2 separate regions of the Mus musculus genome follow, and region 1 is linked to region 2. The links are chromatin loops, found by intact Hi-C in ENCODE. Cell type or tissue: left cerebral cortex. All regions are shown on one strand. Each heading gives the region's core, and the rest is flanking DNA. Links, peaks and the distances in the headings are about the cores only.

The links. A loop is a pair of places that touch in the nucleus more often than their neighbours do. Peaks named below come from ENCODE experiments on the same cell type or tissue, not always from the same donor. Only the 100,000 strongest peaks of a DNase experiment are listed, where the experiment ranks them.
Region 1: a loop joins it to region 2, with 8 times the contacts of the local background. A loop is called at or near these places in 17 of 42 quality-filtered maps.

What each region holds. Positions count from the first base shown.
Region 1 is chr14:115,387,009-115,399,792 of GRCm38, forward strand. It overlaps Gpc5 (glypican 5), which reads left to right. Exons shown (of 8, transcript NM_175500.4): 4 at 12,138-12,271. 4930505G20Rik (RIKEN cDNA 4930505G20 gene) reads right to left here. Exons shown (of 4, transcript NR_045761.1): 4 at 9,543-9,788. Among named protein-coding and RNA genes, the nearest start is that of 4930505G20Rik, 16 kb to the right of the region's middle. In left cerebral cortex, for the core only: a CTCF peak has its summit at 6,285 (motif pointing left); a DNase peak (open chromatin) is centred at 6,269; H3K4me3 peaks cover 210 bases; H3K27ac peaks cover 185 bases.
Region 2 is chr14:115,064,550-115,077,333 of GRCm38, forward strand. No RefSeq gene overlaps it. Among named protein-coding and RNA genes, the nearest start is that of Gpc5, 21 kb to the right of the region's middle. In left cerebral cortex, for the core only: a CTCF peak has its summit at 6,176; a DNase peak (open chromatin) is centred at 6,179; H3K4me3 peaks cover 530 bases.

The DNA.
Region 1 (12,784 bases), core at 3,180-11,179, 320 kb after region 2:
CACTACAATACGGTGAATAATATCCATGTTGAGGGTTGTTCTGTGGTACTTGTGTTGTCATGTGCTCTTGAGGCTTTGTGAATTCTTTTCAGCCACAGTGAAGCATTAAATAGATTTTAGAAACATTTTGTTCCTAACGCTTCAAAGTCCCTTAGAAGAAAAATCTCCTTGTATAGTAAAATGCTTTGTTTTTCACATAAGAAGTAAATTTTAAGACTTTGGAAAATGGCTTTTATTACTTCAAATAATTTAGGGGCAGAACTTAATGGGATTATACTGTTACTCATTCTAGACTCTAGCTAAACTGTATGACATGCTTTTGAAGAAGGTTGTCTGGTGAGATACAGGACGTATACCAATTGGTTAGTGTCACTGCAGTGTCAGAATTCATAAAAGGTCATCTTCCTTTCAGCCAGTGTCTCTGCTCTGCTCTGAACACAGAAGTCAGAACGATCTTTTCCATGACTGACTGTTGATCTTATAGTAGAATCTAAAGGCTTTATGTTGACTTCCAGAACACTGCCTGTCTGGGCTCTCCTCCCACCTTGCCCTCCTGAGAACTATTCTTGGCAGTTCTTGGTTCCCCACGCTGGATCTGATCTTGGAGGCCCCACTGGCAAGTCCTTCTTTCCTTTGAATTTCACTGCTTAGTTAATGAGTACAGTAGGCTCTCCACTGGCCATCACCCTTTAGACTCCTTAGGAGGTGATTATAGGCATCTCATTTTTGGTTTCATTCTTCATCTGGATGATTGTGGAAGCCCCAATGAATTACTTTATTGTGCTCTATTTGAAATAATCAGTCTCAAAGACCCTGCCTTACACAATACTATCAACATGAAAAGCCTAAGTAGCAACTCCACTGAATCAGAGAGAGCTTGGTGGTTCCTCGCAGTAGGGCGGTAACCCAGGCAAGTAGGAAATGGCTGCTTATACAACACAAGATTTGTTTTGGAAGTGGTTAGAGTGAAAATCATAAAATTTGGTAACATGGTGTTGTATAGTTGGGTAGGTAACCTTGTAATTAGTACATACAATCAAATGGGTCATTGTCTTTATGGACTACAGTTATTATTGTTTTTTATGTTTAATTGAAGATGACACAAGGGCAGATGGCCCTTTTTTGTCATAATTACTCTACTTCTAGAATTTAGGTCTTTCAATACATGCTCTTTGGTTATTTTTTATTGGTCAACTGAGTAAATCTGGCTTTTCTAATACATTTACATATAAAGGAGAATTCTTTCTAAGTTCATCTTTGTCTCCACTTCAGCCTTCCTGTGTCTCTATGAAAACTATGAATGCCTCATGGGCCCTCCCTGGTGTGTATATCCTCCATCCCCTAAAAGGCCTGTTTCATTCAATCTCCCTTCTCCATCCCACTGGATAAGTCTGCAGCTCTGACAGTTTATGCTGTCTTATCTTTTTATTCCCAGAGCCTATTAAAATGTTTAACAATATTTGTTGAAATGAAATGACCTCAGATTTGATAGGAGAAGCATCCTGATTTAATCGCTAACTGGATTTAATTACATTCATTTACAGTTTTTCACTGAAACTTAAATTATTAACATTTCCTGTCCTCGTGAGAGCACCTCCACAGAACTGTTTTAATTTCTGTTTCTCTCAATGAGTAAACAATGTATAACGTCAAAGCTCTTACACAGAAAACTTGGTGCTATTGATATTATATATGTATTTATCTTAAGCCCTGTCATACTATTTATCAGATTGGGTTATTAGAAACAAGGCAAAGATTAAAAATAACAAGCACGAAAAACACATTATAATGGTCCATTTGATTTTTCGGTAAATAGCTCTAGGTGCATTCCGTGTCAGTTTTCCATCCTTTCCTTATCAGAACTGAACTAATAGACATTTAGCATCTCCATTCTATGGTAAAGGCAGTTTCCAGGGCTGAAGCTATTTCTAGGGGCTAGAGGAAGCCTCCACTGTCAGTATAAGTGTTTGTTAGATGCTGTGAGATTATGCCTCATTTAAATAATTCTTTCTGTTCATCTTAAGAATTCTTAAAACTATGATCTTAGAGATCACTGATATTTTCAGATGTTAGTAGCTAATCTTTGAAATCTGTATAATCTTAGGAAAGCTATGGTCATGCATCTCTACAGATCACTAAAGATTGTCTCCATGTGGGTTGTGTGATAAAGGTTCTCTTCAGCTACTGGTTAAAAATCTATTGTGTTTACTTGAACACTGAAACTGACTTTTAACCAGATCCTCCATTTTACCCCTAAAATGCTTTAGGGAGTGCTCATTACAGGTATTTTGTGATATGTGCTGGGAAAAGTGAGTGGAATTAATGGATATTCATAGTTATCGAGTGATAACTCCACATTAAGCTAGAGCTGTGGTAGCTGATGGCATTTTCCTCAGCATTGGGGTAAAACCCTTTAAGATTTCAATGGAGTAGGTCCTGGAGACTGAAGTCCTAGGAACCTGCCTTGTGCATTTGCACGAGCTGCACTTGTCCCACGGAACTCCCTCTGAAGACAGAAGAGTAGACATAGGGACTGTTTACAAGTGGTCTGCACTCCTAGAGAGCATAAGCATACAGGAGACAAGCATCACTCTCTGAAGGATGCTCTTCCACCTCTGTGTTTTCCATCCTTGTCAGCATTTAATTAGCTTTCCACACACCGTTAAAATCATGATATTCACAGTGTGTATTGGGGATTGTTTATCAAATATCCTTGCCAGTGAGCATCTGCATAAATTCTACAGTTAAAAGAGGCAAAAGGGAGAAAGGAGAGAGGGAGCAAGAGGCAGAGGGAGTGTTGTATGATATTTGATCATACTGTGAACCTTGAGATTGTGTTGGCTACTGAAAAAAAACCTTATTTCTATTTGTGGTGTGGGTCAGCCCTTAGCGCACACCTTTAATCCTGGCTGGAATATGGACACACCCTTAAATCCAAAATATGAAGGTAAAATTAGTTGGCATTAGGTGCTCCAGGTTAGGGTGGTACCCCAGGGGGCCTTCCCCCTTCTCTAAGGAGGGGAGTGGGTAGTCGGGGAGGGATTTGTAGGGGTGGGACTAGGAGGGAGGGGGGCTGTGGTTGGGATGTAAAGTGAATAAAAAATATGGAAAATAAAATAAAGTAAAGTAAAAAAGTAAAAGAAAATGTTCCTGTAAGATCAGGCTGTAGGTGATTTTCTTACTTAGAGATTGATAAAGGACAAGTCAGCCCATTGTGGTACCAGACCTTGGCAAGTGCTCCTGGGTGGGCTCTGTCTGAGTAAGTCAGTAAGCAGAACTCCTCCATGACCTCTGCACCAACTCCTGTCTCCAGGTGCTGCTCTGTTCCTGTCTTGACTTCCTTTGATGAACTGTGATGCAGAAGTGTAAGCTAAAGACCTATTTCCTCCCCGGGTTGCTTTGGTTGTGTTCTTTCATCACAGTAACAGTGACACTAAGACAACAGTCTTCTGTTACATTCATTCATATCCTCGTTTTAAATGAAAACTGAAAACTCCATCTTCCTCAGCATGCCGAGGTAGCCCAGTATATTTGTTACTTTCCTATAGCTGTAGTTAAACAGCAAGACAAAGGCAACGCTAGAAAAAAAGACTTTCTTTGGGTATATAGTTCCAAGGGAGAAGCATCCATGATATGAGGAGTAGCACCTACTGATAGGAGCAGAAACAGAGTTCAGATCTTGGATTCCAAGAAGGAAGCAAAGAGAGTGAACTAGGGATGGCATGTGGTTTTTGACACCTCAAAGTTCCACCCTCAGCCCCAGTTATGTGCTTGGTCCTGCAAGACCATATCGCTGAGACCCCCACCCAAGCCAAACAGCACCACAAACTCAGAACCAAATGGTGTGAGCCTGTGGGGAACATGGTGAATCGTTGTTTGTTTGTTTGTTTTTCATTGTTGTGGTTTTTGTTTGTTTGTTCTTTGTGTTGCTTTTTGTTGTTTTTTTGGTTTTGGTTTTGTGGAGGGGTAGGGAAGATTTGACACAGAGCTTCTCTGTGTATCCCTGGCTGTTCTGGAAGAACTCACAGAGATCTACTTATCTCTCCCAAGTCCCAGGATGAAAGGCATAAGCCACCAGTGCCTGATGTGGAACATCCTGATTCAGTCACTGTGTCCACTCTTCTGAGATTTACCACCATTGCAATTATAGCATAAAGAGGGGGAAATGCCTACATTTAGCGAGGTTTTCAGTTGTTTGTTTATTCTTACCTGTTTGAAGTCCTTTGGTCAAGTCTCTCTCAACCTCCCTTTGTCTCCATCACTAAATGGTTTGTCTAGTAAGAGTCTTCAGCATCCTGTTGTCTTTTCTCAAATGATGCCCGCAATGGATATGCACATTTAGATGCCTCTCCTGACCTCAGCCTACAGCTCTATGTTCCCATTAGGACCACTTGCTCCTGGGTAAATGTTACTTCTCAGAAGGCAAGCATGGTCAAGGAGAATATCACATTTCTCCCCTAAATTCTCTCTTCTCTTAGTTTTCTCTCTGATCACGTGACACTCAGTGTGCCTTTATTTCTTCATATGAAAGATAGTAGAATTGGATGATTCGATTGTGTACTCAAGTCCTGGTGTCTCTGTTATTAGGTTATGTGGATCATCTACCTATGCTTAGTTCTCCTTAAGTGCCTTGAGTAAAGCTGTCAATCATCTCTCACCGACACACTCAAAATGTCCATCAGGACCAACTCTTTCCATGTCATCTATTAATGTCTTATATCAGTGTCCATACTTCTATGCATATAATATCCCAGTATCTGTCTGAAGCAGAGGCCTGCTTGTTCGTCTAACTACAGAGGTTTCCCCTGTATGTACTTCGAGGGTGCTGAGATCACAGTTCTGGGGAATCCAAACTTCTGTCCTTGTACTTTTTTGGCAAATATGTCCCCTCTGAGTTGGCTTTTAGCCTGGCCAGGGATATTTTAAAAATAAACAACCCTGTACTATCATCAGGCTCACAACTGTTCAATGACAACACAGGCTCACCCATTGCCAGAACACAGGGGGAATGGTTCCTGTTTCCATTCTCTGCAACTGACGCTCCTTCCTGAAGCTTACTTACCACGTTGCTTCTTAGCCACCCAGGGCATAGTTTAAGTCTGCTTTTAAAATAGTTCGTTCTTGATTGCCTAGATGACAGTCCCCCATACCCCACCAACTTACCAATGATCCCTTTTAAATGAGTGACTTTGTTTTATTCACTTTCCTATTGTGGATATAAAACAGCATGGTAGAAGCAGGTTATAGGAAGCCAGGTTTATTTGGATCTACAGTTCCAGAAGGACAGGAGTTTTGAAGCATGGCAGCAGTCAGGCCTGGTGACTGAAGCAGCAAACTGAGAATTCACCCACAAACAGGAAGCAGTAGGTTTAGGGGATGCTCACAATAATGTGCAGTCTTTAATCTCTCAGATGCTGCTTCTGTTAAGGGGGTACCTCCTTAAATATCTGAGTATTCATATATCTGAGTCTATGGGGACATTCTCACTCAAAACACCACAAAGTTTAGATATTTTGTGGTACTGCAGGGCTTTTAACCCTAGCACTTCAAAGGCAGTGGTGGGGATTTCATTGACTCTGAACCCAGCCTGCTTTATAGAGAGAGTTCCAGGTCAGCCAGGGGTATCTAGAAAGAGGTTACCTCAAAAATCAGAGCGGGGTGGGTTAAGTACAGTTCTTGCTTCCCTCATGAGAACACAGGTTCTGAAGGTTTGTTGCTCCATTCTCATCTCTTAGAAAAATAACTCATGAATAATAGGTACTCACTTTTTGATCAACACTGTGCTTTGTGTAGTGATACAAGAACGAAAAATTTTGAAATTGTTTGTCAATCCTGGGGACTCACTAGATGGATGTGTGCCTTTAACAGCAACAGAGAGATCCATGATGAAAGGAGAAAGGGAGGGAGGGGAAGGGAGGAAGGGAGGGAGGGAGGGAGGGAGGAAGGAAGAAAGGAAGGAGACAAGTGAGGAAGGCAGACCGGAAGGGAGGGCAGGATAGAGGAGCAGGGAGAACTGTAAATGCTGGTTCGTTTTGTTTTCTGTAGCAGGTAAGATAACTTAGGAGATCTCGCTAGCCCATGATCAAGCGCTCATGCGTCCCTTCTCCCTGAGCGCATAGGCTTTAAGGTGCTTTTGGATCTTTGTGAAGATTTCATGTATCGGCTCACGTTTTACTCTAGCGGACAAGCTGAATATCCCTTAAAGAGTCTTAAGGTGTATGATATTAAACAGACTCTTATGTAAGTGTGATTAATGTCAAGGAGGACTGACATGCAGAAGCTCCCTCTGGTGGCTGAATGTATACACATCGGAAAAAGAACCAAGCCAGCACCCGCAGTCCTTCTTCCTCACACAGCTTTCACATCGGAAAAGAACCAAGCAAGCACCTGTGGGCAGGGCCACACAGTCCTTCTTCCTCACACAGCTCACTTGTGCCCTATCGTTTACGAACTGGCCATCTGTGATATCTAGAATTGTCTTATGGATAAAATACATGTAAGGGATGGGTTTTATAGGTTATCAATGACATTTGATGTCTGCATAAATGTCACTGCTATATTCTTCACAACTTTTAAAGCATTGCTTTGGTTTTTCCCTCTAAGCTTTTTCTGTACTGAGCTGTGTTTATTTGCACTTTGAACATGTGTGAATATTGTCTACATTATTTGCCCAGTATTAATAACATCATTTTAGGGCAGGATTTCCTAGTATTGATGAAACTGCCAAACTCTCTTTCCAGTCATATTTTGGGGGACAGGAGGCGTTTATTATAATTTTTTACCTTTCTTCCTCTACTAGATTTTTCTTTCTGAACTTTATACTTTCCACGTTTTGTAATTTCATTTTGCTTTCAGCTCTAAATAGGTGAGTCTTTTCAACAACTTCCTTTAAAAAAATCAAAACAACAACAACAAAATACCCTCTAACCCACCATTTAAAGCTGCTCTTTAGAAATTTCCTCAAATATAATAAACATTTAAAAGAAAACAAGTCTCTTCTAGAGGCGATTCCAGAAAAATAAACTTGCTCTGTCTTCTCGTACTCTATTTGCTATTTGCCCTGGTTACCATGGCAAAGATGCTGGCAGTTCTTGTGCAGGACATCCACCTATAGCCAGCTCCTACTCATTGTAGCTATGGGCATCTCTAGTCAGCTCCTATTTAATGCAACATGGAGGGACCTTTTTTCTTCCCCTTGCTCTCATTTTTTTCATGGGCCCTTTCTGACTGTCAATAGAGAGGGAACCAGCCAAATATGTTCACGTAGAGGCTATAATATTTCCATCCTTTGGTACATTAACCTTTAGCACATCACTGTAGTCCACAAAAGGGAACTTAATTACAATGAAGCTGACATTTAGCTGCCACCTCTACAGCCTTTTTCTCAAGTTCTGGTCCAAGTAACATTGGTTTTACAGAATGAAGCTAGGATCATGGATGTATCTCTGTCTGGACAAGATAGTCTTACTCTGGTGGGTTTTGCCCTTAAGAAGTTTTTAAAATCACAAGGGCATGAGAAAATAAACTCCCTTTTTTTCTTAGCAGTGAAAAGTCACCTATCGGTCCCCTCCCAGGAATCTGAAACTAGTTTTTCACACAATGGAGCATACTACATGATAAAAACACTGTACTGATTCATATTTCCTTATCATTCCCATGAATATTAGACTCATTTCTCATATAATCTCTCATAAGCTAAAACAGCAGCTTTCAGCATGCAAGGTGCTGTGAGTCATGGGCCACAGAACTCTCTTATCTGTTAGGGTAAATTATTTAATAATCACACATAGAACACCCATGATTTTTATTCCAATTTTTTAATATTCTTAAAAGGTTGCTGTTCATTTTGTACAATCTTTTCCTCATGCACACAAACCTGTGGTTTGCTTGCATATTTGTGTGTAGACATGCACATTTGTGCAGGTGGACAGGCATCTATATATGTGGAGTCTTGGTGCTGATGTTGGGGGTCTCCCCTAATTACTATTCATCCTATTAATGGAATCAGGATATTTCAGTGGGACCCAGACCGTGCCTGGCTTCTCTACTTAGCAGGCTGGCCCTGGAGATTCATGTCTGTGCATCTTGTGCACTGGCAACACAGGATGTCAGCCCTGTCCAGTTGACATGTATGTGGGTTCAGAAGATCAAGATTCTGGTCCCCATGCATGTATGGCAAGCGCTTTAACCATTGACCTGTCTTCTAAGTCCTTGATTTGTACTATTATTACTATGCTTCTTAAGACTGCCATTGCTAGAGAACCAGATGCCTGGTAGTAGGTGTGAAATGAAAACAGTTAAAGGTGTTCTTTGCACCTTTCAGTAGAAATCTTTGGTCTGGTGACTTGAAGAAGAGCAAGTGTGCAGGCAGATGGAGGAGCTTGGTGGCTGATGGTGTGTGCAGTTCCACGATTAAATTGAGAATGGGAAAGTCAGCGAACTTATAAGCAGTTGTTGCAGCAAATACTTGATTGGAGTGGGAGAAGTGATATGGCTTAGGAGTGAGGAGGAGAGTCATTTCAAGGTGAGATGGGAACTTGAAAATCAGCGGGAAGCCAGAGATGGAACTTAAAGCCAGAGTTGACAAGCATTACAGAAGAAAACATTTTTTTTTTCAAGATACTTCAAAATGATTGCAGGGGAGAAGAGTCGAGACCAGGGAGGAAGAAAACGAGGAAATTGCAGTATACGGCAAAGATGAAAATCTGTCAACAGACGTGGGAAGTTTTTTTTTTTTCAATAGGAAGAAGTCCTAAGTATTGAAATGTACTATCCAAGTTGGCTCACCTCAGGGGAGCAAGGGTGGCAGCTTAAGACCCTGCTACCAGATGGTTTTCTACTCCCTTTCAATAAAATGTGAAGAAAAGATCCCAATAGAAAATCAAGAAACAGGGTCTTGGGAATTCACTTGCTGTTACTGAAGTATTCTGTGCTTCTGTGTCCACTGAAGCTATTCTCTAAGTTTTTAGCGAATCCTTTTTCTTTCTGTAGCTGCAACCAATGCAAACATAATGAGTACAAAAGTCATGTGAGACTGATGGTTTTCAACTCCTTATATTCCAGTTCAGTAGAAGATATGGCTTTTTCCTCTAACAAAGGGATGTTGAGATAGTTTGAGATAGTATTTCTCTCCACTCAAAAGTTCAAAGTACTTTGCCCCTCTCCTCGAATTTAGGAAAGAGAAAACTAAGATTCATAGTAGCTTTGAGTTTCATTTTGCCTCAAGCCCCTGTGGCCAGCCACAATGGATCATGTTTATTTTGAAAACATCCCATAATACCTCCAGACATACCCACCATCAATTCACATCATCTTCTCTTGGTTCCTGGTACTGGTGGTTGTTGACAACAAATCTTCCTTTTTCTTTCTATTTTAGCACCTAGCTAATATAATTTATACCTCACTATCACTATTTTTTTAGCCCCAGGGACTAAAGTTCATTTTGAACTTTTTAATACCTTGGTCTTTTCACTTGAAATATCCTTTCCTAAGCCCAGTTCATTTTACTTTTGTTTACAACCTATGAACACCATCTTGGGATTACTAGCAGTTTTTAACTATATTTTTACATTCAGTAGACAGTTTTCTCTTTAGTTAAACTTATACAATGTTGTCTGGTGCATTTGTAAAATTACCACTTCTGGATCTTACTGTTCAACTTGGCAAACAGCAGGAGCTTCTGTCTAATAAACACATTCTTAGCCTTGAAGACCTCCCATAACATATGTGTCTAGCCTCCTCTTCCAGCATGGTTTTCTTGTGTGGTTTTCTGTCCAAACTCTTCTTTCCTAGGAAAAACAAAATGATAGCCACATTCTGCATCAGACCCATGTCGTCTTACATCTCCCTCTCTTAGGGTTTGTCTTTCTCCTTAGCACTATCCTTTGCTCTGAGGTGATTATCAAATGAGGTTACATTATCTAATTCTGCTATGGCAATAAAATAAAATCCTTTTCCGGCTTCTGCTCCTGACTCTGGATCCTAATGTTTCTCTGCAGACCTGTTCTTCCTCTTCTCCACATTATGGCCGTTATTCTGCTTGCAATGATGTGAAAATATCAACTTCCTGCCTGGCAGTTTTGCCTTACAAGTTTTTTTCTTGGTGTCTATATCATATGGCGTCCCCTGCCCCACACCAGGGGGAATGCTATACAGTATTCTATGTGTTTTCGTGCAGAATGTATTCATATAGAAGAGATATATGGTTAGTTGTTGTATTCCTCTTGGTAATTTATACTCTTCTGAAATGTTTATGTTTGCTTTTTCTGTCTTTCAAATTCTCAGTTCATCCTTTGACTCGCCATTCAGATTCCTGAAGCACTCCCGCCAACATCTCAAGTACAATTGAACTGCCCAGTTTCTGTCCAACTGCAAGTATGCTCTTGGCTTTAATGCTGTCTTCCTTCTGCTACAGTCATGAAAAACTGCAGTGGCTGCTTTACACAGAATTTAATTCGATCGTGTGCGTGGATGTATCTCCAGCAGTTGACATAATGATACTCAATAAATGTTTGCTTATGAGTTGGCTTCATAGAAACACATCTCATCATACCCTTCCCTAACAGATGCTCAAAGTTTCATACTTGGCAGCTGAATGCGTTTTGGGAGTAATCTCATGTTTCTCACTTTCCGTCTTCCTCCAACCCAAGAAGATACCCAGACACACCCAGAAGACACCATCATTCCTGGACCTCCGGTTTATTTATTTATTTATTTTTTTTAAAGAAACACAATTTGCCTTTGGTTTATGTGGAAGATCTCATTCTGCTCTAACTTGTAAGCTCTGTTAAGGCAAAGGTCACTTACTCTTTCTCTCTCCTAAAGTTCATCACAGGAGCTTCACAAATGTTAGAAGTAAAATAAACATGAACAGGAGGAGGAAATATTTGCATAATTATTTTAATATCCCAATATGGAACAATCAAAGAAAAGGAGAATTTATATCTTTGGCATATGTTTATATTTTCACCTTATGTGTGAGACCATCAAGTTCAAAGAGCTATCATCCTATACTTAAGGTCTCAGAACTAATAAGAAAAGTTAGACCAGAAATAAAGCCTCCTGATTCTGGCATAGGACTTTTGTGTATGTTTCAAACATGCTGCTTCCTCTTGAATTGCATATTATCATGATACATTAGATGCTAAGTCGATTTTTCAGTGATAATTATGTAAACTATATAAGTTTTCATTGCTAGAAGAATATCTAAAGAGCAATTACGTACATTTTTTTTGTTTTGTTTGTTTTGTTTTTGAGACAAATTATCTCTGTGTAACCCTGGCTGTCCTAGAACTCACTCTGTAGCCTAGGCTGGCCTAATACTTAGAGATTTGCCTACTTTTGCCTCTCTAGTCCTGTGATTGAAGGCATGCACCACCACTGCTCCCTGTAGTCAATTTGTTTTTCATTGTTTTGAAGACTATACCATCCTTGTAATTATATCAGTGTAATAAAGAAGATATAGAGGAAATATAAAATGAGACTGTATAGTATTATACAATATTACATGTACTCTTTCTCAAGAAGACATGACGGTACAAGCCTCTTATCCTAGTTAGTTGGAAGCTTGAGGCAGGAGAATAGTGAGTTCAAGGGCAGCTGGGATAACTTGGGACCTTGCCTCAAAATGACAGTACAGTCAGGCTGCAGATATCAACTCATAACAAAGTGCTTGCCTAGCATGTGTGCGGCCCTAACTTCCCTCTGTGAATTGCAAACAAAGAAATGACAGACTCACTGTCCTTTCTCAGAAGATATTTACTTTTATCCTTAGGACTCATTCAAATTTTAGTGCATACTCAGCAACAATTTATATTATCTTACCTGAATGTAAAACACGATGGATATCTATTTTGGGTTAGCAATCCTTTATATACACACAATTTAGTTTTTACTTTAATTCTTGATTTTTGGATAGTTTTTCCATGTGTATTGTAGCCTGTATCAATGTGCATGAAACTGGTTTATCACTCTTGGCAATGAATTCAAATACATTGATTCTCATTGTTAAAAACCCACAAGGATTATAGGTATTGAAACTTAATTTTGAAGTGTAGAGGCAAACATAACATTGTTTCATGGCCTCAGGAAAGCCAAAGCAGGTCTGTAACTGCCTTCTGATGTTTTCTGCTTGAAAGGTGAATACGATTTGTGGCCATCCAGTGAGAACACCAACACAGAGCCCCCGCTGTACTTTTGACCCAAGCAAAGAGAAACATGGAATGAAGATCTCTGCAAGGAATGGTGAAGAGACACTTGCCAACAGAAGAAAGTAAGACATTTGTTTTACAACCAGAAAGAGAAAAGAAAGTAAGCCATTAATTCTACAAGAGAATAGAATGTGTTCATTAAACAGGCCCAAATATAGTATGAAATGGAAAACAAAAAACAGAAAACAAAATCCATTTTCCTTTATTTAAATATGTAGTGGCTCATGGGCTGGAGAGATGGTTCAATGTTCAGGGCACTTGCTGTTCTTGTAGAGGACCTGAATTTGGTTTGGTTCACTTGATGTAGTTGTCTCCAAAGCTTACTGCCTCCATCTGCTAACCTAGTCCTAGTCCTGGAAGCTTCTACCCTCCATACTATCTAATCTAGGCCTAGAATGTTTTTAACCTCTGAGTCCTGCTGTTGAAAAAGCTCACCACTTCCTAGTTCTTCCTGAACTCTGGTTGGCTGATTCAACTCAGCTGTTCTGGCTCAAATTCCTCTAATACCAAACTGATTCAATCTGGCTTGTCTCTCAGCCTTGACTGAATTGCCCCATTTGTTCTCAGACTAACTC
Region 2 (12,784 bases), core at 2,819-10,818:
GCCTTTTCTCCACCCATGTGTCACCTACAGCCCAAAAAACAAAACAGCGTCATGGTTTTGCTTGTGATATATATTATATTTATGTAATACATCTAAATATTACATTAACCACATATCACATGGTTAACATAGAAAGAACAAGCACATTGACATTCAAATAAGTAGGACTATTTTGAGTATGCTGCGTGTAAATGTTTTTTGATTGTCTGCAAACTGCACTTCATTTAATGATTAGTATGTGAAATTCTCTTGTGTTGAAGGTATATACTTGTTTTTTAATCTGCTGGACTTAAAATTTCATCATAGCAGAGCTTCTTCGTGTCTTAAGTGCTCCATCAGTTCCAAATGGTAGTTCAGTGGTGTCTCCTTATTTCTGCATGGCAATAAGATTGACAGCACCGTGTAGACAGAGGGCTGGGATGTTTGCTGTGAAGTAGCCTTCTAAACAACATCAAAACAGGGACTGCAGGAATGGCTCAGCAGTTAAGACTCCTGACTGTTGCAAGGATCTAGGTTGACTTTTAGCACCCACATGGGACCTCACAACTGTCTGTAACTCTAGTCCCAGAGATTTTGACACCCTCTTCTGGCCTCTGTCTGTGGACACCAGGCATATATGTGAAACACATACATACATACATACATACATACATACATACATACATACATATATACATACATACATGAAGAAAAGATGCTTGTACATATAAATATTAAAAATAGATTTAAAAACAAAACAACAAAAATCCATGAAGACCAGAAGACAGAAAGTGGGGGAAGGTGTGGGGCAGATATGAGAAGACTTGGAGTGAAAACGTGAGAAAATTATCAAAATGTGTTGTTGGGAAATCCCAATATATTAGTAAAAACATATGATTTCCAAAACAGTACCAATTAACTGAGCAGACCAAAAAAAAGAAAAATATCAACAAAAGAGTATGGTTCCAAATTTACATCAGGTCCTGCAAGAAGTAACCACTTGCTAGTTTCTTAGCCCTACAACCCCATAGGAAGAAAAAGAGTATCAACTAACTGGACCCCTTCAGAGTTCTCAGGGACTAAACTACCAGACACCCCCCCCAAATATGCACGGGCTGATCCTTGGCTCCAGTACATAGATAGCAGAGGACTGCCATATCTGGCATCAATGTAAAGGGGTGCACTTGGTCCTGTAGAGGCTTGATGTCCCAGAGAAGGGGATCCTAGAGGGGTGAGGCAGTGGTGGTTGGGGAAGCACCCCCTTAGAGGCAAAGGGGATGGGGATGGGGTGGAGGGTTCCAGGAGGGGAGACTTGGACAGGGGATAATAACATTTGAAATGCAAACATATAAAATGATTAATAAGAAAAACATGTTTTTAAAGTTCTTTGAACCATGCTTGCACTGCAGTTTTCTTTTCTGGGTTATTTGTAGCATTTTTCCCCCACCTGTGGTTTTGTTAGGCTAGAGAAAGCATGTTCCCAACTGTTCTCTCACAGAAGAGAACAGCCATCTTCCACCGCCAAGGCGTGTTTTAACATTCCAGGAGTTGGATTAATGGGAGCCTTGCATGTTGTAAAAGTTTCACATGTGTTGGTTGAACACAAACTTAGCATTTTTATTGTTATTATTATTAATTCATTTTTTTTACACTACAAATTTTATCCCCTTCCTGGTCCACCCTCTGACTGTTGCACATCCCATACCTCCTCCCCACCCCTGTCTCCACAAGGATGTCCCTCCCCCAACCCTACCAGACCTCTAAACTTCCTGGAGCCTCCAGTCTCTTAAGGGTTAAGTGCATCATCTCTGAATGAACACAGACCTGGCAGTCCTCTACTGCATGTGTGTTGGGTGCCTCGTATCAGCTGGTGTATGCTGCCTGGTCAGTGTTCCAGTATCTGAAAGATCTCCGGGGTCTAGGTTAATTGGGACTGCTGGTCCTCCTACAGGGTCACCCTCCTCCTCAGCTTCTTTAGCCTTTCCATAATTCAACCACAGGGGTCAGCTGCTTCTGTCCATTGATTGGGTGCAAATATCTGCATCTGACTCTTTCAGCTGCTTGTTGGGTCTTTCAGAGGGCAGTCATGATAGGTCCCTTTTTTTTTTTTTTTTTTTTTTTTGTGAGGGTTCCATAGCCTCAGTAACAGTGTCAGGTCTTGGGATGTCTCTTTAGCTGGATCCCACTTTGGGCCTGTTACTGCACCTTCTTTTACTCAGGGTCCTCTCCATTTCCATCCCTGTAATTCTTCCAGACTGGAACAATTATGGATCAGAGTTTTGACTGTGGGATAACAACCCCCCTCACTTGATGTCCTGTCTTTCTGCTGGAGGTGGGCTCTATAGGTTCCCTCTTCCAACTATAGGACATTTCATCTAGAGTCCTTCCCTTTGAGTCCTGAGAGTCTCTCACTTCCCAGGTCTCTGGAGGGTTCCTAAACCTCCTGTTTCCTGAGGTTGCCTCTTTCCATTCTCCATGATGGCCCACAGGGTTTCAGTTCTTTTCCCCCACCCAATACTAGATCAGGTTCCCTCCCCCCATACCTTTCCCTCCCAGGTCCCCCCCCCCCCCACTTCCTTGTGGTTGCTTTCTTCTCCCTCCCAAGTGAGACAGAGGTGCCCTCACTTGGGCACTTAAGCTTGTTGATCTTTTTGAGTTATATGGACTGTATCTTGGGTATTCTCTCTCTCTCTCTCTCTCTCTCTCTCTCTCTCTCTCTCTCTCTCCATATATATATATATATGTGTGTGTGTGTGTGTGTGTGTGTGTGTGTATGTATGTATGTATGTATGTATGTATATATATATATATATGCGCTAATATCCGCTTACTAGTGAGTATATACCATGCATGTCCTTTTGGGTATGAGTTACCTCACTAAGGATGATATTTTCTAGTTCCATCCATTTGCCTGCAAAACTCAGGATGGCCTCGTTCATAATATCTGAGTAGTATTCCATTGTGTAAATGAACCACATTTTCTATATCCATTCTTCTGTTGTGGGACATCTGGGTTGTTTCCAGCTTCTGGCTATCACAAATAAGGCCACTATGAACATAGTGGAATACGTGCCCCTGTAACATGGTGGCTTCTTTTGGGTATATTCCCAAGAGTGGTATAGCTGGGTCTTCAGGTCTATTTCCAATTTTCTGAGGATCTTCCAGATTGATTTCCAGTGTGGTTGTAACAGTTTGCAATCCCACCAGCAATGGAGGAGTGTTCCTCTTTCTCCACATTCTTTCCAACATGTATTGTCACCTGAGGTTTTGATCTTACCCATTCTGATTGGTGCAAGGTGGAATATCAGGGTCGTTTTGATTTGCATTTCTCTGATCACTAAGGACTTTGAACATTTCTTTAAGTGCTTCTCAGCCATTTGAGATTTCTCTGTTGTGAATTCTCTGTTTAGTTCTATACCCCATTTTTTGATTGGGTTGTTTGGGTTTTTGGTGGTTAGCTTCTTGAGTTCTTTGTCTTTTTTGGATATTAGCCCTCTCTCAGATGTTGTGCGGTTAGTGAAGATTTTTTTCCCAATCTGTAAGTTGCTGATTTGTCTTATCAAAGTACATAGTTGATAAGACAAATCCGATTTCAAGTTTCATGAAGTCCCTTTTATCAAATTCTTGATTTTAGAGCATGAGCCATTGGAGTTCTGTTTAGGAAATTTCCCCCTGTGTCAATGAGTTCAAGGCTCTTTGCACTTTCTCTTCTATTAGAGTCAGTGTATCTGGTTTTATGTTGAGGTCCTTGATCCACTTGGAGTTGAGCTTTGTGCAAGGTGACAAATATGGGTCTACAAACTACCATTTTTGAAAGAATAACATTTTTGGTCAAATTATGCAATAAGCCAAGTGAGAAAATGCTTTAAGTAGGCACATTTAGAAGTTCTAAAAATTTTAGACAGGGAATATAGCTCAATGGTAGTAGTGTCTGTGTGGCCTTTGAATCATACTACTAGTTCTAGAAACTTTTTCAAGAAGGATTTACTTTTACATAGTTCAGGTCGGAGTAAGAAATCCTACAATGGAATGTTTTTAGCAGTGGGATTATGTGGGAAGTACTTGGGATATTGCAACTGTTTCTATGGAAAACATCTCACCCAGTTCTCACAATAGATGGCGATTTCATTGTTGAAGTAATCCTATATCCTACCACGGAATCTCTTTCAAACCACGAGGCACCGTCTGCTATGATACTGTTGGAATACCCTTAACAAAACTAAGTGGATGTTGGTATCATGCTCTCAGAGCACTGAGACCACGGTTTGAATAATCACTTTCTTTTTTCTTTTAATTTAATTTTATTTATTTTTATTCTTTAATCCTTTTTTACAGTCCACACTTCATCCCCTTCCTGGTCTGCCCCCTCACCTCTCCCCATCCCATCCCTCCTTCCCACCCAGTCTCCAAGAGGATGTTCCCACCCCCACCCCCACTCCACCAGGCCTCCCCACTCCCTGGGGCCTCAAATTTCTCAAGGGTTAGGTGCATCTTCTCTGACTGAGGCCAGACCAGGCAGCCATCTGCTGTATGTGTGTCAGGGACCTCATGTTAGTTGGTGTATGCTGCCTGGTTGGTGGGAGAGCTCAAGGGTTCTGGTCAGTTAAGATGCTGGTCTTACCATCGGGTTGCTCTCCTCCTCAGTTTCTTCCAGTTTTCCCTCAAGTCAACCAAAGGGGTCCCTGGTTTATGTCCACTGGTTGGGTGCTAGTATCTGCATCTGATTCTTTTAGCTACTTGTTGGACCTCTGAGAGGACAGCCATGCCAGGCTCCTGTCTACAAGCACACCACAGCACCAGTAACAGTGTCAGACCTCTGAGCCTCCCTTTGAGCTGGATCCCAGTTTGGGCCTGTCATGGAACCTCCTTTTCTCTCATGCTCTTCTCATTTTTTATCCTGAAATTCTTTCAGACAGGAAAATTCTGGGTCAGAGCTTCTGACTTTGGGGTGGCAATCCCATCCCTCCACTTGATGTCCTGTCCCTCCACTGGAGGTGGACTCTACAAGTTCCATTTCCCCACTGTAAAGCATTTTGTCCAATAAACACTTTCTTAAATATTCCTCAGCTGCTAGTATTCCACTACAGCTGAGAGAGTGTCTGTCTCCCAGAAACGTTTGTTCAGTTAGGGTTCTTTCCTTGTGTATTCCTTCTAATGCCATCCCTTGCATAAATGTGTCTTGTGTCATTTTGATGTTTTCCTATGACAGTAAGTGAAACACTTCTTCTATAAGTCACGTGTCACAAAAGTTAATTTATTAAAGCAAATAAGATTAGTGTTTGGCAATTCTTTTTATTTGCATGATACTACAGAGTTTCAGGTTTTCTTTTGCCATAGTTGTTACAGATGGAAGTAAAAGTAATGGCTGGGCCTGCTTTGCAGAATATTCTCTAACTTTATAGTGACTTCATTGCTTGTCTTTTTAAACAGCATGAAGTAAATAGATTTAATCCTACTTTAGAAATGCCCTAGTGCTCACCATTTGAAAACCGATGTATGTGAGGGTATTTTACTTCTTTCTTTTCTTCTTTCAGCCCCGGGAAGAAGCTGTGCATGCCTTTTTGTTGTTGTTGTTGTTGTTGTTGTTGTTGTTGTTGTTGTTTTTGCCAAGTCTGAAAACATGTCTACCAGCTTAGTTAGGAACCACCTTGCATCAACTGAGGAGACTCCATTATCCACAAAGCTGCAGCCTTGGGCTCTAGTCAGCCATTCACCATAACAGTAGGTACAAAAGACCCCATAGCATAATGTCTGTAGATCTTGAAGGGTTTTCCAAGCCTTCTCCAGTTGACAGATCTGTTTTTAAAACATTTCCAGTGTGCTTCACTTCTTGTTACATGAACTAGCTGTTGTCATTTTCACATTCCTGCCAATTAAATTTTTTGTGTAGTGTAAATATAAATGATTTGGTACTGATTACAAATATTTTAGCTTGTGAAGTTTTTTTTTTAAGAACATTTATTTTTAGCAGTGTTCTTTTATCAAGAAATATTTTAAACCATTTTCTAAATACAACCTGCTGAAATGCAGGCTAAGCCACTTCTCCTCAGCGGTAGCCATCATTATTTAAGACAGACATTATGCCCTGTTTACTTGTCACAGCATTCATCCCAGCAGCTAATGGATCCACTCGCACATTCCCATTTCTCTTTCTGTAAAAGATTCAGCGAGCTGGGCACTGCCACCTTTGAACAGTTGGTGGCTCCCATGCACTGCAGCTGTCTCCCTTTGGCAATGAAATAGGATGGCTCTCTTTTATCCATTCAAAACGCATTGGAAAACACAGATGCAAATAGGATACATTTTACCAGACTGAAATGTTTACCACATATGAACTTAGAAGAAAAGTTTCCAGCTCTCCTAACTTCAGACTGCGTGAGATGAGCGTGAGTTTCTGTTCATAATTCACTCAGCGAACTGAAAGACCTCAGGCATTCTAATAGAGATGCAATGCCAGCCACACTTTCAGTAAGCATTTCATAGGATCATGTTAAAAAGAATAAAGAGAAATGAGTGATCAACATTACATTCTACTTTTAATAATTTCAGCCAATTGGTGCTCTCTCTGTCTCTGTGCATGTGTCTGCATGTCTGTGTGTCTGTGTCTCTCCATTTCCTCTTTCTTTTTCTCCCAATGTCCCCCTCTCCTTTATCTCCAACATTCCATACACATTTTGTGTTTAAAGCACACCTCACTTTGGACTGGGGACATTACAGGAGGTAAGTCGCTAATACCCATGAACTCAGACCTCAAACAGTGAAAGGCAACCCTTTTACGCTGATTATACGGAATCCATTGCTTATTGGCAGAAACTCACTTTTGTAAATGAAACCTTGTACTTTTCTTCCTGAATTTGGAGTCCTTTCATACAGAGAAGTGGTCCAGAAGACTTCATTAACAGTTCGATAAGATTGAAGTCTGTGGCTCAGCTAGCAGCATCTTAATATTGTTGTCTTGGCAATGTTAGAACTTGCATTATTAAAGAGCTCTTGTATCACTCCAGAGTCTAGAGTATTAGTATTTCTGAGACACAAGACAATTTTTTTTAGTGTTTTACTTTCAGTTCAAATGCTCTTTTTTCCTATGTCCATGTTTAGCTCTTGTGTTCTTTTATTTGGTGTAAAGTCTGCTAGCCTCAGTGTTTACCTCTCCTCGTTACAGGCAGCTTTTACTATGTGGGTTTTAAAAGCCTAGCCCCATAGGCAGACTAACTCAGTTTGTTTGAGCCTTGGCTCTACCACAGATTCATCCTGTCAGCCTTGTGCATCATGCAACATCTGGAAATACTGAAAATTATGATACACAGATAATGGGTTATAGTAACAATTAAAATGGCTACGGTAGGAGCTGGTTAAGAGAGGACCAGAGTTCTGTTCCAGTTCTCACACTGTCTGCCAGCTATTAGGGATCCAGTGCAGAGGCACTGGCATAGATGTGGCACTTACACATACACAGTATGTACATACATGCACACACATTCTAGATACACAGACACTGATACATACACATGCAAATACATGTACATATGTGTATAGCCTTGGTAACACTAGATAGATACTATAGGGTAAACAAAACATTCACTGCCCCATATGTTTTCCTTCAATGAGTAGATACAGAAAATGGACCAGAATTCCCTCTTTTCAGTTTTAGGATACTTGACAAAATAACTGATTTATGTTAGACCTTTCCTGATTTATTTTGTTTCAGAATGAGGTATACTGTTGAAAAGTGCTTTATTTTAATGTTCACGCTAAACATTAGTGTGAACACTTAGGCTAACAGACTTTATACCAAATAAAAGAACACATTGTGCTAAATCTGGACCATTTAATAGAATGCTCTGGGCCAGACTTGCTCCGAGAGGACTAGGACCTTCTGAACACTTCACAGAGGAGGTGCCCAGGAAGGGCAGAGACCAAGGCTCATGGCTGTAAACAGCATTTAAAAAACTATAATTTCGCAGAAAGTGCAATATTAGCTAAGCAACCAACCGACCAACCAAGCAACCAAGCAACCAACCAACCAACCAACAAACACCTTTCAGAATAGAGCTGGTTCATACAGGCTGTATCCATACGGCATCTCTGCAGCTAACCATGAACTGCTCCTGATGCTGGAATAACAGGAAAATGATGCCCTTAAAAAGTTGGAGTAGAGTCTTGGGTTTTGTTTGTGTTGTCTGGGTACAAGCTGAAGTTACCTGGGAAGACAGAGCTCCAGTTTGGATTTGCCTCTGTAGGTTTCTCTGGGCAGGTCTGTTGGGGGCGTTTTCTCTATTGATAATGGATGTGGAGGGCCCAGTCCACCATGTGCCTAGGGCATGTATAAGAAAGCAAACTGCAAGTGGGCTATGTTCTAGCTGGGCTGCCTCGTCTGGTCTCAGTATGAGAGAAAGCATCTATCCTTGCAGAGATTTGAAGGGCCAGGATATGTGTGGGGGGATATCCAAGGGGTCTCTACCAGCTCAGAAGAAAAGAGGAGAGGGGATGGGGGAAGGATTGTGGGAGGGGCTAAGAGGGAGAGGGCAGTGAGCGGGATGTAAAGTGAATAAATAAAGAAAAAATTAAATTAAATTAAATTAAATTAAATTAAATTAAAAAGAAAGAAAACTGAGCATTACAAGGACCAAGCCAGTAAGCAGCAGTCCCCCATGGTCTCTGCATTAGTTCCTGCCTCCTGGTTCCTGTGTTGGCTCTGCTCTGACTTCTCTCAATAATGGACCATGATATGGAGGAAGGAATAAGATAAACCCTGTCTTTCTCCGGTTGAATCTGGACAGTACGTTTTGTTAAAGCAACAGGGAGAAAAGAAACCATGGAGAAAACTAGTTCTGCATCACCAGGGCGTACACCAATAATTATTAGGATTACAATTTTCCAAAGCCAGTTAAGCAGGTTTATTATTTTCCTGGGTGTAAACTGCCTTTCATATTAAAAACAGAATCTGGAACATCTGGAAAAAGAATCTCCACCATCTGTGAGTGCCTAATGATCTGGAGATGAAAAAGAAATAAAAAACAAAGTCAGTGACAATTCTTTAAAAAAAAAGTTGCTAGGAAAAAGAAAAATATTTAAGTGATCATCAGCATTTGGGTTCCCAATTGATAATTACTTACCGTGTCCAGCCACAGCTTCTAGGTATACTTTTGGACAGTAAAATTTCACAATAAATCAGGAACTAAATTATATCATGAAGAATATATAAAAAACAGAAGATAAAGTTGTATGATAATATGTTGAGTTCCTGTTTTAGCTCTCTATCCCACTGAAATATTAACAAGTAGATTATACTTCCACATTCAACAGTGTGTAGACACCTGAGATCTTTTAACTCATTTTTATCACATAGTTTGACCTCTTGTATTTAAACACTCTTTTGATTGAAAGAGCAGTGTTCATGAGTAGCTCATAGAGCCCTCTGTGCACAGTGGAGTGGGTACAGGCAAGGGAAGATTGGCTTCAGCTCCATAAAGGAAGCTTCATGAAGTGACAATCCGAGAAAGTCTCTAAAGGGTGAACTGGTGAGAGGGCAGCTCCGCTTCTCCAGGGAGATGTATCCCACACGCACTCACAGACACACACACACATGTACACTCACACACACTGGCTCTGGAAGGCACAGCGAGTTCCAAATCCTATTAGGATTTGTTGTCGTCTTCACTAAACATGTCAGGCTCCATGGTGGCTGTCATATTTTCAGTTTGAAGTATTTTAGAAACCCTACCATAAAAATTCATGTGCCTTTTCTGTGATTTCTAGGTCCATAGACTTCAGGCCCTCAGCATATAATGTTATTCCTTTCCTTCTTACATTCAGAACACACCATTTCAACCAAGAGAAACACTTGGCGGGTTCTCTTTATCATATCCCAGTTGCTGTGTCTTTATTCTGAACTTGGAACCATTACTAAGTAAGATACATTTTGTGAACTCAGTACTCTGATTCAACAAATAGTGGATCTGATGACTGTCAGGGTCATCTTGTGACAGTTGGGCAGGTAAAGGATGGAGTACGGAATGCTGGGTAAAAGGGTGATGCACAGGACTCAGATGAGGTTTCATCACACTACTAGTCAGATGTGTTCTTTAGATTTATGAATTGTTGACTTCTATACTGTTATGTACTTGAGGCTTTTTGGACCATAGGTAATCTCAGGTTACTGAATTCCATGACAGTGAAATCATAAAGGCTTGAGACTGCTGTGCAACTGGAGACACCCAGCCATATATCACGAGTGCCGTGAGTCAGTAAGGTGGCTGCTGGTCCATCCACACTGTGCTGAGTGGCAAGTGGCGTCTGTTTCTTGATGATGAGCTGTAATCATTTGCACAGTAGATAGCTGTTGGAGTAGAATATGTTTGGAGGTTTCTAGAGAAGTGGGGAGGCAGACAGGCAGGAGTTTGAGATTAAGCTGACATGTTGTGAGTAGAAAACAAAGAGCAGGCACTGATGGGGACTAAAAGTGCCTTCTATTTGTTTTGTTTTTCATTTTGTCAAGCTACTATACCATACAGCTCCTTGTGTGTAAGTCCATGGTCCGTGAGGCAGATGATTCTCTGAACACATTCCAAGTTCATTTGACCCCCCAAATTTCTGCTTATAGTAAAATCTGCTGATAAAACAGTCTGAACTCTCAAATTAATTCACATTTAGATATTTTTGTGATGCTACCACTAACATATTTATCTTGAACTTTCATAATTAACTAGAAAAGGAAATGGTAGTAGCGGTGTTACAATGATTTCTTTTTGATGAAATTTTAAAATTATTATGATCAATATTTTGCCCACAACACTAAATATTATGAATCAGAAATATCTACTAGAGAACTCAATGGCCTGAGTTGACTCTGCACTTCGTATTTTAGTAAAGGAAAACAAAATATGATCTTCTCAGCTTTCTAGATCTCTATATGATTTCTTGAGGTGAGTGTATGTATGCACATGTACATGTATGTACATGTACATGCATGGTATTTGTATGTTTGACTCTTGAGAACTTGCTGTAGTTTATATAACACATTAAACATTAAACAAAACATTTGTTTTAACATTTTTTTTCTAAGACAGGATTTCCTATAGCTTGGGCTGACCTGGATTTGTCTAGTAGCTGAGGATGCCTTTGAATCTCTGATATTCCTGCCGTCACCTCCCCAGGGCTGAGATGAGAGACGTTTGCCATCATGCCTGATTTATGTGGTTCTGTAATTGAACAAATGACCTCCTGTGAGCTAGGCAAGGACTATTCCAACTGAGCTAACTCCCCAGTCCTGAAACTTCCCACTTATCAGAGAACAAATAATATTCCGAACGAACCACATCCCTGGATGTAAATGCTTTTGATTGACTTCTTCCATGAACGAGGAGTTCACTTTATGAGAGGTGATAAGTCAAGACACGTGAACTATAATCCTCAGTGATAACGTGATAAATGCCACACGAGAAGAACAAATGCATTTTAGGAAATGGAAGAAGGGATCATGGCATCGGTAAAGGCAGGCTGATATAATTATAGACCCTTGAGACTAAGGGTCTGAGATGAACACTTTTGGAAAAGGCACAAAGATGAGAAAAGGGAACTATTTGGTTTCTATGATGTGCCTGTAACACAGAGCAGTCGCTCTAGGGAAGTTATTCAGTTAATAGTGTGCTATTATTATTAACAGTCATGAGGACCTTAATCCACCACGAAAATCTACATAGACTCTTCTTGAACGCTCAAACTAAAACAAACAAAAGTGATGCCAAAAGACCCTTGTGCTCCTGACTTGTAATCCTGGCCCTGCAGATCCTTGGGCCTTGCTAGCCAGTTCAGCTACTCAGGAACTTGTAAGCCACTGAGAGACCCTGTCCTGAAATACAATGTAGATGGCTCTTAAAGAATGCACACACACACACACACCACTACCATCACACAATAAATAACAATATAGCAAAGAGTTGAAATGGTTCTGATGAGGTAGAATGGAGGCTCAGCTCAGAAAGACCCCAAAATGGAAGGTTAGGCAATAGTATGTCATTGGCAGAATGGATGTAAGTTAAAAACACAGGCAAAGTAGACAGATCTTTGTCCCTGATCTAGTTCTGCCACTAACTACCTCTGCGATTTTAGGTAAGATACTTAACCTCTCTGTACCTTGATTTCATGTGTGTAGCAGGGATTGTACTCATTTAGCTATAGGCAATAATGTGGATATAATGGGGGAAATGTACATCAAACACTGCTAGAACGTGTGGACTACAGAAAGCATCCTAAAAATGCCACTGCTGGTTTTAGTATTGTCAGTGTTTGCTGTATGTGCAAGAGCGATCATTCCTTACTTGCCCAAATCCTCAAGCCAAACTCCTCACTGTCATTCCATGGCTGCCTGGACTTGCTTTCCATGACTAAAGCTGTCTATCTTGTACTATGTGCATATGTAGAAAAGGAAGACTAAAAATTAATTATGCATATGATTATTTCAAACAAATCTTAATTAGAGAAAATAAGTGCCTTTGTTTTGAGCAATTAAGCCTTTTATGCTTTTGGTTTTTCAAGAGAATTTAAACCTCTCTCTCCCCCTCCAATATTGCATATTTTCATAGCAGCTAGAGACAGCATTTAGCTAAGCTCCTCCATAAAATCTAGAGGGTCTGAGTATGACATGGCTGGTTCAAAAGTTATAGCCACCAAAACTGTAGGGACATCTTGATATCCTGCCTTAATACAGAGCTGTTATTTCTCCCTCATCATGACCTGACTTTTATCTAAGGTAATCTAGTAGAATTAACAGTGAATTACTTTTTCTAAACTGCTTAACACAAAA